Regions from separate parts of the Mus musculus genome. Here region 1 is linked to region 2. A link is a loop called in an ENCODE intact Hi-C map of the cell type or tissue named here. Cell type or tissue: left cerebral cortex. All regions are shown on one strand. Links, peaks and the distances in the headings refer to the core of each region. The heading gives the core; the rest is flanking DNA. Region 1 has its middle 9.8 kb from the start of 4930528G23Rik. Region 2 overlaps Tmtc1 (transmembrane and tetratricopeptide repeat containing 1).

What was found. Hi-C counts contacts between places; a loop is a spot of excess contacts. Peaks named below come from ENCODE experiments on the same cell type or tissue, not always from the same donor. Only the 100,000 strongest peaks of a DNase experiment are listed, where the experiment ranks them.
Region 1: a loop joins it to region 2, with 2.3 times the contacts of the local background. A loop is called at or near these places in 12 of 42 quality-filtered maps.

Annotation. Positions count from the first base shown.
Region 1 is chr6:148,685,121-148,690,505 of GRCm38, forward strand. No RefSeq gene overlaps it. Among named protein-coding and RNA genes, the nearest start is that of 4930528G23Rik, 9.8 kb to the left of the region's middle. In left cerebral cortex, for the core only: a CTCF peak has its summit at 2,836 (motif pointing left); DNase peaks (open chromatin) are centred at 2,831 and 3,137.
Region 2 is chr6:148,246,809-148,252,193 of GRCm38, forward strand. It overlaps Tmtc1 (transmembrane and tetratricopeptide repeat containing 1), which reads right to left. Exons shown (of 20, transcript NM_198967.5): 14 at 2,680-2,782; 15 at 595-730; 16 at 1-70. All of the region lies in intron 1 of Gm52483 (a long non-coding RNA gene), which reads left to right. Among named protein-coding and RNA genes, the nearest start is that of Gm52483, 3.7 kb to the left of the region's middle. In left cerebral cortex, for the core only: a CTCF peak has its summit at 1,976 (motif pointing right); DNase peaks (open chromatin) are centred at 1,989 and 2,364.

The sequences.
Region 1 (5,385 bases), core at 157-5,156, 440 kb after region 2:
TGTACTATATTTGCAGTGATCTCATCAAAATCTAGGGATAAAAAATCATACCCATTATAGGCTGATTGGATGTTGGAATTCACTTTTTTCTAATTAATTGAGTAACTAATCTGTAACTGATGGATTTTTTCACAGCTTCTCTTGTGGTATGCTAATGATATTTATAATTTCTCTATATGTAGTGCAGACTCAATTGTTTTGACAGTTTTTTTATGAAAACTAAGTGGGTTTTTTCTTTTTGGACAAGCATAAATCACCCCCGTTTCTACATAGTCAATATGATTCTCTGTGTGGTGCTGATTTGTGAACTTGTGTAATCCTGTGATGAAGCTGTCTTCAGGAATCATGAGCTTGCTTTTTTAGTTTCTATCTTGGTTGTGGTGGTGGTAATGATACAGGGTCTCATGTAGCATAGGCGGGTCTCAAACTCATGATATAGTGAAGCTGGCCTAGAACTCCTGGTTGCCCTACCTTTACCTCATAAGTACTGGAATTCCAGGAGCACACCACCATGACTGGCTTAAAAATGACACCAGTCAGAATGGCTAAGATGAAAAATTCAGGTGACAGCAGATGCTGGCGAGGATGTGGAGAAAGGGGAACACTCCTCCATTGTTGGTGGGATTGCAAGCTTGTACAACCACTCTGGAAATCCGTCTGGCGGTTCCTCAGAAAATTGGACATAGTACTACCGGAAGATCCAGCAATACCTCTCCTGGGCATATATCCAGAAGATGCCCCAACCGATAAGAAGGACACATGCTCCACTATGTTCATAGCAGCCTTATTTATAATAGCCAGAAGCTGGAAAGAACCCAGATGCCCCTCAACAGAGGAATGGATACAGAAAATGTGGTACATTTACACAATGGAGTACTACTCAGCTATTAAAAAGAATGAATTTATGAAATTCCTAGCCAAATGGATGGACCTGGAGGGCATCATCCTGAGTGAGGTAACCCAATCACAAAGGAACTCTCACAATATGTACTCACTGATAAGTGGATATTAGCCCAGAAACTTAGGATACCCAAGATATAAGATATAATTTGCTAAAAACATTAAACTCAAGAGAACGAAGACCAAAGTGTGGACACTTTGCCCCTTCTTAGAATAGGAAACAAAACACCCATGGAAGGAGTTACAGAGACAAAATCTGGAAGTGTGACGAAAGGATGGACCATCTAGTGATTGCCATATCCAGAGATCCATCCCATGATCAGCTTGCAAACGCTGACACCATTGTATACACTAGCAAGATTTTGCTGAAAGGACCCAGATATAGCTGTCTCTTGTGAGACTATGCCAGGGCCTGGCAAACACAGAAGTGGATGCTCACAGTCAGCTATTGAATGGACCACAGGGCCCCCAATGGAGGAACTAGAGAAAGCACCCAAGGAACTAAAGGGAACTGCAACCCTATAGGTGGAACAACAATATGAACTAAGCAGTACCCCGGAGCTCTTGTCTCTAGCTGCATATGTATCAAAAGATGGCCTAGTCGGCCATCACTGCAAAGAGAGGCCCATTGGACTTGCAAACTTTATATGCCCCAGTACAGGGGAACGCCAGGGCCAAAAAGGGGGAATGGGTGGGTAGGGGAGTGGGGGGGGGGTTATGGGGGACTTTTGGTATAGCATTGGAAATGTAAATGAGCTAAATACCTAATAAAAAATGGAAAAAAAAGAAAAAAAATGATGTTGTTCAGAGACAAAGTTTGGAGCTGAGACGAAAGGATGGACCATGTAGAGACTGCCATATCCAGAGATCCATCCCATGATCAGCTTCCAAACACTGACACCATTGCATACACTAGCAAGACTTTATCAAAAGGACCCAGATGTAGCTGTCTCTTGTGAGACTAGGCCGGGGCCTAGCAAACACAGAAGTGGATGCTCACGGTCAGCTAATGGATGGATCACAGGGCTCCCAATGGAGGAGCTAGAGAAAGTACCCAAGGAGCTAAAGGGATCTGCAACCCTATAGGTGGAACAACATTATGAACTAACCAGTACCCCGGAGCTCTTGACTCTAGCTGCATATGTATCAAAAGATGGCCTAGTCGGCCATCACTGAAAAGAGAGGCCCATTGGACACGCAAACTGTATATGCCCCAGTACAGGGGAATGCCAGGGCCAAAAAAAATGGGAATGAGTGGGTAGAGGAGTGGGGGAGAGGGTATGGGGAACTTTTGGGATAGCATTGGAAATGTAATTGAGGAAATATGTAATAAAAAAAATGATGTTGTTCTATGCTGTGTGGTTTTTTTATTTTCTCTACGTCCTATTCACACCAAGGAATCCAGATATGAGCACAAATTAAATCGATTTTTTCTTTATTTCTTTGAATCCTAACAACAGCTGGTAAACAAGAATTTAAAAGCCACTAAAATATTTTATCTTTTATAAATAATAAATTATGTGTTTGCTTGACACTCTCCCTTGGTGATCTAGTAGTTGCTGCCATTGAACACTCAGGATGAACAAACAGGTCCCTGAAGTTATTAAACATCATTGTCGTCAGAAAGATAGATGAAGAGCTGTAGTCTTCACTGCAGAAATCTGGTGCCCCAAGGTGCTCAAAACAGCAAGCACACATGAGCACCTGTGTGTGCCAATGCATTATTCCTGCTCCAAATTAATATCTTAGCTTTTCCTATCCTGCTTTTTATTCATAGTCTTTATAATGTAAACCTGCACGGATGAAAGCTAGCCTGGCATTCCTCCCATTAGCATGAGTGACAAGTTGACCCACAAATTCTACTCTACATTATTGCTTATGAAGCCCAGTTAATCTGTGGAAAGAAAAATATCGGTGTTATCTTCTGATGCAGATGCTCTCTGGCTCTGCAGCCCCCTGCTGGTGATGCACTGAACAGAACTGTGCTGTTGGTAATTGGAGGCAACCCAAGCCAGCTGGAGTGGAACCCACCCCCACCTCCCCCCCCCCACCCACCACCCCCCCCCCCCCCCCGCATCCCTCAGGTCAGACAAAGACTCCCAGGGAGCACACGAAACAAATGTGATATTTGAGAAAGGGAGGGGGCATTTAAAATAAATTCAGTTCCCTTGTGTTTGATTCCCACCTAACCTCCTTTCTAAAATAATCTGTCTGAGAACATACTCATGGGCACATAGCCACCCCTCCCATCTTTCCAGTTCTTCTTCTCTACGATTTTTTACAAACGTAAGTCATAATTCCAATCCAGAATTTTACTGAGGCTATGTACTCCTCTGACTAGAAATCCATGCAGATGATAACTTGAAGTAGAGAGGTCACCAAAGCCTTATAAAATGTTGGCCCAAAATGCATAGTAAACATCCTGTCTTCACCCCAATCTCCTTTCCCAATAGGGAAAGCATAACATCCAAGGATTTTTTTTTTTTTTTTTTTTTTTTTAGCAGTGGATGGTGTGATGTCTGTAATCCTGGTACTTGGGAGGTTGAGGCAGGAAGATCAGGATTTCAAGGTTATCCTCAATAACAAAGCAAGCTTGAGACCAGTCTGGGCTACAAGAAAACAAGTCTTAAAGAATAGGCAATAAATAAATAATTTAAGGGCTGGGAAGATGGTTCAGTGGTTAAAGTGTTCACCCCACAACTGAGAGGATTCCTAGAACCCACATAAATGCCTGGTAGGCATGGTGGTCCATCTGAAATTCCTAGAGCCACAAGATGCCTAGCAAGACTATCCATATAGATGAGCTCTGAGTTTGATTGAGAGACCCTGCCTCATTAAATAACATGGAAAGCCACCAAGGATGATTCTTGCCATCAGTCTTGAACCTCCATATGCACAGGTACACAGGAGAAACACACACACACACACACACACACACACACACAAATGGAAAAAGAAATAGGGCATCTGGTATTTTGCCTGGGGTCTGATTGCCCTGAATCCAGGAATGAGTTCTCAGAGGAACAAAATTCATAGCCTCATTTGAATTAAAAACATGAAATTACATCAAGTAAGTCCAATTTGTTATTTCATAAATAAAACTGATTTGGGTCAAATAGGTCAAATGGTAGACATCATTCATAAAATTAATAAGTTAAACCTGAACATTTTAATAAAATATTAAAGCAAATATTCATGTTATATATAAATGCATAGCATCACCATTTTATTTTAAAGTATTTATCTTAAAGTACTGTTTAATAAGTAAACTATGGTATTCCCATTAATAACTGATTCTAACTTCTTGGATTGAGCAAGAAGCCTTTAAGAGAATAACAGTGCCAGCAAAAACTCCTTAGATGAAGTAAAGCCTGTCTATATGTTTCCTGAAATCTTGGAGAGGAAATAACACTGGAACAACATATTATTTTCTGTCATTATGATGGATGATCTAGGAAAATCAACTAGAAAGAGGAAAGATTTATTTTGGCTCCCAGTTTCAGAGGGATCGGCCTTGTCAGCTGGCTTTATTGTCAGAGGGTTGTATGTGGTAAGAAAGAACATCATGGACAAGTGTGTGGTGGAACAAAGCTGCCTCCCTAATGAGAGAGAGAAGGCAGGTTTTAGAGTCCAATTGCCCCTCCAAGGGACACTCCAATGGCATAACGTTCCACTGGGTCTCATCACCTAAAGGTTCTACTACCTCCTAACACCACCACCCTGGGGACCAAACCTCAGCACACTGCATTTGAGGTCGTCTAAGATATAACCTGTGGCCTAGAGACATGGCTTAGCAATTAAGAGTGCTCTCAGAAAGAACGTACATTCAGTGCCAGCACTGTATCAGGTGGCTCACAACTAGCTGCCTGTAATTCCAGATTCAGTGGATCTAATGCTCTCTTCTAGCCTCTTCCCTCCGACACAGACACACATGTGTGCACACATATATACAGACAGACAAATATAAAAAAATTAGAAAGAAGGAAGGAAGGAAGGAAGGAAGGAAGGAAGGAAGGAAGGAAGGAAGGAAGGACCAAATTCATAAGTCAATGTAATAAATCATTTTGTGTCAGGTGAGTTCCAGCTGTTTGTTAGCTTTCAGCAAGTAATTGAGTGGTCAGGGATATAACACTGAAAATAATTTCTGATAATAAATCACTGTGGGTTCTAGCATATCAAGAGGAGTCTTTTCTATGTCATAATTCTTCCATTTTGAGTGTAAAAATCTATGAAGAAAAAACATAATGCCACCTGCAACAGGTAATAGTTATTCAGACATAAGCAGCAACCTCCAAGGTGCGTGTCTGCATTTAATATTTAATCATCAGCTCTATTTAGTGTGTGTGCATGTATGTGTATGAGTGATTTGATGAACTCTATGCTAATAGTACAGGAAGTGATAGTCTTAATTAATTTTTTTGACATTTAAAGTCTTACAGCTATGAGAAATTAAAATTCTCAAATTTATATACATATTTATGATGT
Region 2 (5,385 bases), core at 195-5,194:
TCGGCCAGTGTTGTAATAGAGCGCTCCCAGAGGTGACAGTACCTCAGCCGTGCGGGCCACCTTCAGGGCACTACAGAGAGAAGGGCAGACAGATGTTTCCCTCTGTGGACACATTCCCAAAGGTCTGCGCTTAGCAGAGGGAGGACTGTCCAGTTAGAGCCTTGCTTGAACTTAGTCTGTTTTGGATCAAGGTCATGTTGAACCCTGAGTGAATGAATGCCTATAACCTACTAAGCTGGCAACTGGATCTCAAGAGTCTGTACTAGCAACAGTGATTGACTTGTTCAGATTCTGACAAAGTGGCAGCCTTACATCTGTCTCTACATTGAAATCACTGCTTCATTTTGTGTTGTCATCCATAGCTCCAGATAATTGGGCTAATTAAGGTAGACAAATCCCCCCCCCCCATGAGCACTGTGGCCCAGCAGTCAGGTAAGTGCTGTGAGCGCATAACTACACTGCCATGCTGTTCTGTCACCTGAGTTGGCAACATGTGCTCCTGTTCTGAGTGCCTGTCTGTTCCAGCTACTAAGACACCAGTGGAAACTGCTGATGGCACCAGGAGGCCAAGAAAGTGGAGGGGAGGGACTGTACCGTCTGTACCACTCTTCAGCCTTGCTGTTCTCTCCCAGGGACCTGTAGAGTCGGCCTAGGTTCACCACAGCCACATGATGGCTTGGGCTGAGCTGGATGGCCTGCTGGTAGTGAGCCACAGCCTTCTCAGGAAAGCCTGCAGTATGGTGGGATGGGAAGAGAACAGACCACAGGGATGAGAGCCATGGCTACCAGTCTCCCTTTTGAGATATGCCATCCTTACTAGCATGATAGCATCATACCATCAGCTATGCAGTTTGTGATAGGCTTGAGTATCAGCCTCTTATGCTTGTCTCTACCTAACCTTGGACCATTTCATTATTCACCAATATGTACAAAGAAATTAGTAACAAGTCAGCAGTGTTGTTTGTTTGAGATAGAGTCTTAACCTTTAGCTAAGGCTCGCCTGGAAATCACTATGTAGCCCAGGCTGGCCTTGAACTCATAGAAACCCACAGCTTCAGTCTAAATGCTATGATGACAGGCATGAGCCACCACAACCGGTCATGGTTATTTATCTAAGACACCATTGCTTCCCACTGTACACAAAACTAAACAGGCCACTGTAGAAAGAACACAGGCCTCAGTAGATTATAAAAGTCTGCTTTAAGATATGTGGCAATGCTGTCTTAAAAACCTTTTATTGAAACATTTCATTGAAACATTGAAAATAGTTTATTCAGTGTTATTTGTGTACGTACATGCATGCATGCCTGCGTGCATGCGTGCGTGTGTGCGTGCGTGCGTAGGTGCATGGGTGCATGAGTGCATGTGTGTCCATCTCATTGGCCTCAATGGTTGCATTTAATGTGACTTTAAACATAGTAGCAATGTCTCTTTGCATTTGCCCAATGTGTACATTAAAACCTCTATGCTCACAAGGCCTCCACAGAAGTTTAGGATCCTATTTAGATACCTTTTGGGATTCAAGAGGTAGTTTTTAAAACCACCCAAACAAAATGATCTCTTTACACACACACACACACACACAAACACACACACACACACACATACACAGACACACACAAACAGGTAAGGTCCTTAAGAGACTTGATAACAAAAGTCAGAGTGAGACTCTAGTCTCCCTGATCCAAGAAGGCCAGGAAACTAGCTAAGTGACTGAATTTCAGAATGGCCCAAAGGGTAACTAACACATTGAATCCCTGGTCTCCACACTAATTTTCCCAGTTATGCTCTTTGAACACAGGCTTATCTAGGACCATGTCATAGGGTATTCAGTGATTCATCAGGGTTCTCTCCAGAGGCTCCTGTTGAGACTGCCGTGGAGTTGAAATGAAACGACAAGCTTTGGTTCAGGCAAGTGAGCAAGTGTTCTTCTGGTCTTCCTACTTTAATAATGTATTATCATGTGTCTAATGATCCAGCAGGGGGCACCACACAGCAATTTTATATGCAAAAATAAGCTTGCTTTCCTTAGGTGAGCCAAATGTAAATTTATATTCTATTCAACAAAAAAGCTTCACAGATCCTAGAAAATGAAAATCCTTTCAAGAATTCAATATCTAAAAAATAATAACCAGAACTGAATTCTCCTGAAGGACAAACAGTCTGTGAGCCAAAAGGACAGAATGGAACTTTTGTATCAAAGCCAAGAGTCATCACATTACTTCTGAGGATTCATTACACATGAACACAGGGGTCTGCACAAATCACAGAGGAAAATGAATCTGAGTCCAGTTCCACCCACCACAGGAGACCAATGTATCAACTGCTAGAACATCAAGAAGAAGTCCCAGAGGCTTTTAAATAAAGTCAGTTATAGAAAGTAGCCAGCATCTGTTGGAAGGTAGGTTTGGAGGTGGGTGCTCATTGAGGGAGTACAGCGCTGATGTACAGCCCTGTGGGTGTGATGTAAGAAAGTCAGGATACCTAGGCTTAAGGCAAAGCCACTTTCTGCACAGGGAAGTTTCATTATAGACACAATTCTGAGTTGAGCTTGGAGATTTAGACAAATGATACCCTCACACAGTGTAGGGTGGTCAGAAGTGTGGGCCACCTGCACAGCTGGTGACTGTGCCCGTGTGAGAGAGAAAAGGAATCTCAGCAGAGTGGCATCTTACTCACCAGAGTCAACTAAGAAAACTGCATAGTTGTTGTGTAAGTCTGAGCTGTCCGGACAGTTCTTTATTCCAGCCTGGTAAATGTCCTCAGCTTCCTTAAATCTTTCCTTTAGCAGGGAACAAAGAAAAACAAAGTTTTATGAAATTAACAATACAAGGAAGATTCAGAGTGAGCAGGGAAAAGAGAGAGTGCTTACTGAGCCAGGCACTAAGACAGACATCATGGGCTGTGCCTGAATCCAAGTCTACACTAACCGTGCACAAGCATAGTGTACAAGCACAGGTGTGCTCAGTTCCTACCACTGCAAACGTGCTGGTACTTACTAAGATGAAGGGTCTGGATGGACCCAGACCTGTGTGTGGAAAAGGTCTGAGAATGATCTTTTAAATGGGTCCTCTTCACCTGCTGGGCTTGGAGGCAGAGTGCTCGGGTTGACAGAGAACACTCACCTTCTTCCTACATCCCTCTAAGATTTGCTAGGTAAGTTTTCTGCGTATGCTTGTTTGTGTGTGTGTGTGTGTGTGTGTGTGTGTGTGTGTGTGTGTGTGTGTGTGAGTGACAGAGCCCAAGTTGACCTAACCTCATTCCATAGCCCAGGCTGGTCTCTTAACTCACTACAAGCCTCCTGCCTTAACCACATGAGTGCTGGGATTGGGGACAGGTTTTAAGAAAGATGAGGAGAGACGCCTGGTTAAATGAAGGGAGGACTCTGTCTTACCCCTTCTCTTCTTGAAGTATTCCCACAGCTCACTGAACTCTGTGCTCCTTGCCTTATTAAATCTGTGCTTTCTGGGGCCTGGAGAGATGGCTCAGTGGTTAAGAGCATTAGCTGCTTTTTCAGAGGACCCTGTTTCAATTGCCAGAACCCACATGGCAGCTCACAAGTGTCTGTAAATCTAGTTCCAGGGGACCCAACACCTTCACACAGACATAAATGCAGGCAAAACACTTAAGCACATAAAGTATTTTAAAAACTGCATGTCCAACATTAAAAGAATGCAATATATAAAAAGATAAATCCATGTTTTCTGAGTTGGCCTCCACAAAGCACTTATCTGTCTCCTTGAGGCATACCTCCAACCCATATGGCATACCCCACACCAAGCACCACACCTTCAAAAGATCATTTAGAACCAGCTAGGACCAGTTAGAAAACTGCCCTCCTGGTCTGTGTACCTTAACATATTTTAATCATTTACAATTTAATAAATTGTAATTCAGAACCCAATGATTTACAGATATTTTTCCTATAGTTATCTAAAACTATTATATTAACTGTTCTTTTGAAAACACATAGCTTAAAATTATGTAAATAACCAAAAGTTCTGAGAACTATCCAGAAACTATAGTTAACAGTTTTATTTTCTAGTACTGCATTAATGTCAGGTAAAAGAAGGCAATCCAGTACAAAGCTCTTTGCAATTTTCCGTATGCTAAAAGTTTATCACAAGTCAGACATTTGAAAATGGACACCTCGGCCAGTCAGTGAAGGTGTGTGTGGTGGCTATCCTTCATGCTGCTCAGCAAGCCTGGCTGAGAGATCTGGAACCTGGTGGGACCCCTGGGGCTCTTCATCTCATATGGAACCACCAGTGGTGACTAAGTCCAGTTATTTTAGCACCACTGAGGAGGGGGAAGTTTCTGGGTGACAAGATTTACTTATTGAATCAGATCCATAGGCCAGCAAAATGGACATTTCTCAGATACCTTCTCTAACTGCCAAGATCAACAGCTGTCACATTCAGAGAAGATGGATGAAAAATCTCAAAATAGGTACTTTAGATCTTAACAATAAGTCTGAAAGAAAGCTTTTGTTTGTTTGTTTTTTGAGACAGCGTTCTCTGTGTAGCCTTGCCTGTCCTGGAATTTACTCTGTCCTGAACCTACACTGTGGCACTCACACGCACATGCCCATGTACACACAGATACACACACACAGGCACGCACATGCCCACACATGCATATGTACATACGAATGTACACGTAGATGCATACACACATACATGTCTCCCCCCACATATTCATACACACATATATGCACACCAATGCACAAATACACATACGTTTTAAAAAACAAAACAAAACGAAATTTGCATCTTTACCTACAAGCCCCTATCATGGGTGGAAAGGAACTTACAAGGTCTCCTCTCTTCTTGAGGAGCTAATGTCAGTTAATGGTTGCTGGGGAAGGAAGATACTTCCTCCTCATTGGTATAGCTTATTTAAAATAAGAAAGTCTACATAAAAAGTGCACTTATATATTTAAAAAACCTTCCAATGCAAAAGGACAGTGGCATTAGCTGAGATATTTATTACATTTTATTATTTTGGTTGTGGGAACAGAAATCACAGCCTCACGTGTGCTACTGAGGGAGATCCTGGCCCTATTAATTTAAATCTTTATAGATCTCTTTAATGTTTGACCATTATTCATATTCATACCAGCTTTCCCGACAGTGGTATTTAAGTGGTTTCTTTCATTGTTAGTTGAAGTATGAAGAAAATTAGACCTGACAAGATGAAAAGCAGAAAGGGGCTGTCATTTAGTCAGCACTACTGTGGAAGACGCTCAGAGCACTGTCCAAGGCAAGGTGTATTGACTGTACAGGCAGCGTACAGTGGAGCATCCTAACAACAGGAAACAGTCTCTGACACAGCCACAGGTCTATACCCCACCCAGAAGTGTGTTTGCTCTAAGCAATAAAACAA